Regions from separate parts of the Homo sapiens genome. Here region 2 is linked to region 1. A link is a loop called in an ENCODE intact Hi-C map of the cell type or tissue named here. Cell type or tissue: dorsolateral prefrontal cortex. All regions are shown on one strand. Each heading gives the region's core, and the rest is flanking DNA. Links, peaks and the distances in the headings are about the cores only.

What was found. A loop is a pair of places that touch in the nucleus more often than their neighbours do. Peaks named below come from ENCODE experiments on the same cell type or tissue, not always from the same donor. Only the 100,000 strongest peaks of a DNase experiment are listed, where the experiment ranks them.
Region 2: it touches region 1 in a loop (2.3-fold over the local background); 1 of 110 quality-filtered maps calls a loop at or near these places.

Annotation. Positions count from the first base shown.
Region 1 is chr2:66,540,189-66,543,115 of GRCh38, reverse strand. The region is part of intron 8 of MEIS1 (Meis homeobox 1); the gene reads right to left. Among named protein-coding and RNA genes, the nearest start is that of LINC01798, 32 kb to the left of the region's middle. In dorsolateral prefrontal cortex, for the core only: no CTCF peak of the experiment used is centred there; a DNase peak (open chromatin) is centred at 1,295; H3K4me3 peaks cover 1,103 bases; H3K27ac peaks cover 2,500 bases.
Region 2 is chr2:66,461,233-66,464,159 of GRCh38, reverse strand. It overlaps MEIS1 (Meis homeobox 1), which reads right to left. Exons shown (of 13, transcript NM_002398.3): 7 at 1-51. Among named protein-coding and RNA genes, the nearest start is that of MEIS1-AS2, 22 kb to the right of the region's middle. RefSeq lists an enhancer at 200-2,927. In dorsolateral prefrontal cortex, for the core only: no CTCF peak of the experiment used is centred there; a DNase peak (open chromatin) is centred at 1,732; H3K4me3 peaks cover 1,651 bases; H3K27ac peaks cover 2,500 bases.

The DNA.
Region 1 (2,927 bases), core at 298-2,797:
ACTCAAGAAAGTTATGTCTGCACATAACCAGTGTTATTTCTTGAGACTGGGATGGGAGGGGGATTTTAAGTTGGTTATCTGGTATTTACAAGTTTACAATACATTGAAAGAAAGTGTGTTTATTGAAACAATCAAGCAGACTATTTCAGATGAGCATCAATGGGGAAGAGACAGACTCTGTAGAATGCAGTTAGAAAATATCCAGCTTTACACCTTAATATCTTTGACCAAATGTACTTCTTTCATCAAAATTTCCACCCTTGGCTACAAATGTGGATGCCAAGAAAGTGATGAAGTTTATCTTATCTACCCTGGTAACCAAGTTTCAATAACATCCCCTCCCTCACCACCTTGGCCACTCTAATAGCACATTGTAATGGCAGCAGAAAATTTGAAAATAATCCTGTACAGAGCTTGCTGGTGAGATAATGGAAGGCTACACTGCCCCTTCTCAAGCCTCAGATTAGTAATTTCTTGTGACACAGAACTGCCTCTATACCGAAACTGCAAAACGGCTATAACAAAGCAATAGAGGTAGAAGCAATTTTCAAGCAAAATGTTACATGCTATACTTTAAAAGGTATGGGAATAGGTACCAGAGGAGCTGATCTAACAGGAGGAATTATGGCAACTGTCCAATATAAGCCTTATCCAGGCAATGTTCTGTTGCTTGGCTGAATATGTTGGAAGAACAATTTCAGAACTTCTTTTATCCTTTTTCCTCCAGCCCTTTGCCTCCTCCACAGCTAAGTTTAATGCATTAATATAAGTTGACCTTGAGCTAAACTCTGGTATGTGATGGGGAGATACTCCCTTTAAAGAAAAAAAAAAAATCTACCATATGGTTTTTAACTATTAGATCTCTGTGCTCTTTTAAAACTTCTACTGAGTTTTTGTCACTAAGGGAATACTGTGGATCTAAATGAAAATAACCAGCTATATATTTGACCTCTAAGAGACTAAGCAGAAACTTGTTAACCAAATATATTTATATTTGTTTAACATAATGGTTTTTTGCCTATAAAACTTCTCCCACTTTAAATAAACTTGCAGCCATTTTCCCCTCCTGCATTGACTGTGAATAGCTTACACTGTGACAATTACATTGATCTAGGATACTTTTTTCCTTTAAAAAAATCCATAATGCTTCCCTATTGTCTTTCAGCTTTATGAATTAGTTTTACTGTTTCAGTGAATGCTTTTTTGTCTTCTGACTGCACATTATCAAAGAGACACTTTGTGCCTCCTATTTGCATTACAAAAGCAGTGCACCGTGCAGTCGCAGAACATAGCCTGAATGCATAGTAGTTGAGTCCTGCATCCTCGCACATGCTGGAATCAAAAGAAGGAAGGGTGGTGTTGGGACTGGCTAAGAAGCCAGAAATGTTTGGAGCATCATCAGTAGAGTCATAGGATTTCCATCCGCTTTCTTAATTCTCCACCAACACTCCTATATTGCCTAGTTGCTCAGACTAAATGGGCTCCATTTTTTGTTTAGCGTTTGTTTTTTCTGGGGCCCAGTAGAGTCATTCTGCAGACAATCTCTCTGATTTCTGTATATCCAACAGCAGTTAAAAGAAGTTGCCAGTGGAGGTGTCAGGTAGGAATCTATAAATGTAACCTTAGCACATGAAAATGACATAGGTGTGGAAGGAAAAGTAGAATGCTGGATAATGTTTCATAACAATCTTTGTTTTTTGTACTAAGACTATATTTATAATACACAGTAGTAAAGACATTGTTTTATAGCCAATTATAAGAGACCAATACTAAAATGCCCTGCCTGTGCGGTGGCTCACACCTGTAATCCCAGTACTTTGGGAGGCCGAGACGGGAGGATCACAAGGTCAGGAGATCGAGACCATCCTGGCTAACATGGTGAAACCTCGTCTCTACTAAAAATACAAAAAATTAGCTGGGCATGGTGGTGGGCACCTGTAGTCCCAGCTACTCGGGTGGCTGAGGCAGAAGAATGGAGTGAACCCGGGAGGCAGAGCTTGCAATGAGCCGAGATTGCGCCACTGCACTCCAGCCTGGGTGACTGAGTGAGACTGTCTCAAAAAAAAATAAAAAATAAAAAATAATAAAATAAAATAAAATAAAATGCCCTCCCTGCCTCACTTATCTGATCTTTTAATTTCTCCTAAATATCAATTAAATAGAAAATGAAAACACTAAATAAAGAAGTCAGATACTTATATTAAGAAACTGCATAGTCCTTTGTATTTGGAATTTTTTTTAAAGTTGCTTACAAATTTATAAAATAACAATGTTTTAGATATATTCTTCATTAGCTACACATATGTTACAGAAATATTTTAAAGTATATACGTTTAAGACATACAGTTTAGATTCCAAATTAGTGATTACTTATATCCTCTTCCTAAATGGATTAACATTCGTGAAGGATGCTAAAATTATGTTGAACAGCTATTAATGAATCCTCTGAATATTGATTCTCTCAGTAGAAGACCATGCTTATAAGAGGAAATACAAAAATGGCCATTAAGAAAACCAGGGCTGGGAGCAGTGGCTCACACCTATAATCCCAGCACTTTGGAAGGCCAAAGTGGGTGGATCACTTGAGGTCAGGACTTGCCCGACATGAGGAAATCCCATCTCTACTAAAAGTACAAAAATTAGCTGGGCGTGATGTCAGGCGCCTGTAATCCCATCTACTCGGCAGGCTGAGGCAGGAGAATCCACTTGAACCCAGGAGGTGGAGGTTGCAATGACCCAAGATCACACCACTGCACTCCAGCCTGTGCAACAGACATCTCAAAAAACAAAAAACAAAACAAAAACAGGACAGGAGGCCCTTGGGAGTAGATAAGGGAGAAAACTCATGCTTTACTTTGAAGTGTCATTTTTGAATCATTTTAAACAATAGCTCATTCAAACTCATTATTTGTCAGTACAACAAATGC
Region 2 (2,927 bases), core at 255-2,754, 79 kb after region 1:
TCCTCCTGAACGAGTAGATGCCGTGTCATCATGATCTCTGTTCCAAGAGGGCTGTGGGGGCACAAATCAGAAACCCAAATAAGAGGCATCTGTGAACCCTTATTGGTAGGATCCCATGGCATAATGACAAAGCCATGGAGGGCTGGAGCACATAACCATGCCACCTTTCCCATCCCCCTTCAACCATGGTTCCAGCTCAGAGCTGCATTGGCACATTTATAATTTGCCAGTTTCTGCTTCCAAGCTAAAATAATATCTACAAATAGTTATTCTGTAAGTAATTGCATGCTTTATTACTAAGGAAAACAAAAACATTCCAGGCAAAGAGGAAAACAAAATGCCGCCACTGATTCTGACTATATTTTCAACATCAACAAACCCTCTGGCACAACAGTCTGCTACTCTGGAAATGCAAAATGAGAGTGGTGGTCTATAACACTGTGGTTTATAGGGGCCTCTGATTCATCCTAGAAGACAAACATGGCAGAGCTTTTAAGACCTCACAATTAGGCCTGGGTCCATAATAGCTAGTATGTGTCAGCTGTTTGCCGGATGGTACATGGCAAATGGACCAGGCATAGGCACAAAAAAGGAATGAGAATAACAATAGATTCACATGGACTGTGTACACTCAGCCCCATGCAGAGCCTTCTTGTACTATTGAACGGAAAACAGATGTTGCTTCTTATCACTGGGTGCATTTGAAAGTAACATTCAGATAGGAAAAATTGGCTGTAAAATAAATTCTTGAGGAAAACAATCATGGCGACACCTCTCCCAAATCTCTCTTTATCACCAGAAAAGATTTTAATTAGCTTTTAGTGCTAGCTTTCAAAAACAGCCTCATGAGTCACTGGTCATCCTGCACAGTAGGAATGATGCAAAATACAAAGCTGGTCCTTCACTAGGAAGTGATATTTATCTTCAAGATTATTAGTGGGAAAACAGGATCATCTCGTATGTAAAATATGTATACATCATTTCAATCATATAAGGTCAGGCTTCATGACTATATAGTAGTAGAGTTTGCTGACCCTTCCAATATCATTAAGTATGCCTAGCGAAATCAAAGAGCTCTTTGCTTATTTCTAGAAAACTATGTTCCTACCCTGGAGAAGATAAGAAGGGCTGAGGAGATCAAAATGTCTCAGACACCCAGGGAGAGAAAAGTAAAGATCCCATCTAAGAGGCATGCTGTATAGGAATCAAAGGGAAAGAGTCACTGTTTCTGAACAAGATGCATCACTGTCACTTATTCTATAATCTTGGCCAGAAGATTAATGCAGCCTGAAAAATGAAAATAAAGTCATAGAAAGATATGCCATTTGTATGTTTGACTCATGTATAATATGACCCATTATGCATATTCTCAAAAACAGTGCTAATTGATCTGCTGATTCTGAGATTGAAAGATATGTGAACTGTGAAAGAAGTGCTTTTTGCACACACGCATTCTGCAGCATACCAGAAGAATGCTGTAAGACGTAATCTGGAACACACGCTCAGAATGCAAACAGTTAATGCATAAATTTTCAGTTTGTACAACTGCAGCTCTAAAAGGGGGACTTGTTTATTCAGAGCTCTGCAGAAAGAATGGTACAGCACCCAGGGGACAGACAATGCCAGGCACAAAACCCCGGTGCCTCGACATGTAAAAGGATGTTTTTCTATGTGCTACAAATCCCACTTGAAAATATAATTAGAAAGAGAAAATGGCAAACTATTGCATTAACTGTAATTGAACAAAAGACCAGCAAGACATGTGGGAGGCTGCAGGAACCCGTGGGAGTTTCAGGATGCATGAGATCCTGCGAGTGACATCTCCTGGGCACTCTCATTTTATTTATGTTGTCCCTCACTACTATTGTTGACTGGTGATCTGACTGGTAATTAATAGAAAAGCTAGCGATAACAAGCTAAAATACAGAGCCACAGACCAACCTCATCAGAAGCATGTTTGTTAATCTGATTAAGACTAGGACTCCAAAAAGGTGACTTAGAACCAAAGAATTATTCCTTGTTATACAGGAAGCTGTCCTCCTTTATGCTACAACAGACCTGATATATTCACTATCTTTTAATGAGCTCCACTGATTTATTCAGCTCTGCTCTGCTCCCTCCCCCACTTTTCTACTGTGCAGGATGTAGATTAATTCAATGCTTAATTGTTTAGTAAATTCAATTTTCCACATTCTATTCTGCATAGCTTTAGCTAAGGTTCTTAAATCTTCAGCAGTGAGCCCTGAGCCCAGTGTTTGTGATCTGTGCCTACCTTTTTTCATCACCATTTTTCTTCATCCACCACTTAATTCACCATGAAAAGATTTTCCTTGCTGGAAATTCTGATTCCGCTATGATCTGTGAGGCATTCCGATTCATTGCATTTTCATTGTGTTGGGCCTTAGATGCTGGGCTCCTCTTTTCTCACAGCTATCGCCACATTATACAGGAATTCATGCAAGAAATGTTGGATTCCACCTCAGTTTATCCAAATTTTGTGCAACCTATATGTTTAAATTTGTGTGTTCACCAAAGGTAGGAGCCAATATTTTTCACCTAATATCATTCTTCTCACAGCCTTGCTCCTCCAGAAGGCCTATGAATACTGAATGCACTTCTCTGAAGTGAAATCTAACTTTTGTGCTCCTTTCTTGAATTAGCATTTTTGTGTATTAGCATTTAAGAATGAGTAGTCACATGAAACTGAGCATTAGAAGAAATCCACAAAGTTACAAAAACAGAACAAGAATTATGCTTAGTTCAGTTCATTAAGCATGATTAAAGTCTAAGTATCAGAAATAGCTCATGAACTCTTCTAGTATAAATATGTAAGACAGCCCTAATCAGAACGAACTCCCCCCAAATCCATGGACAGAGAAGTTCAGTTACAATAACCTATCTCTGTGACTATATGCGGTTACACCAAA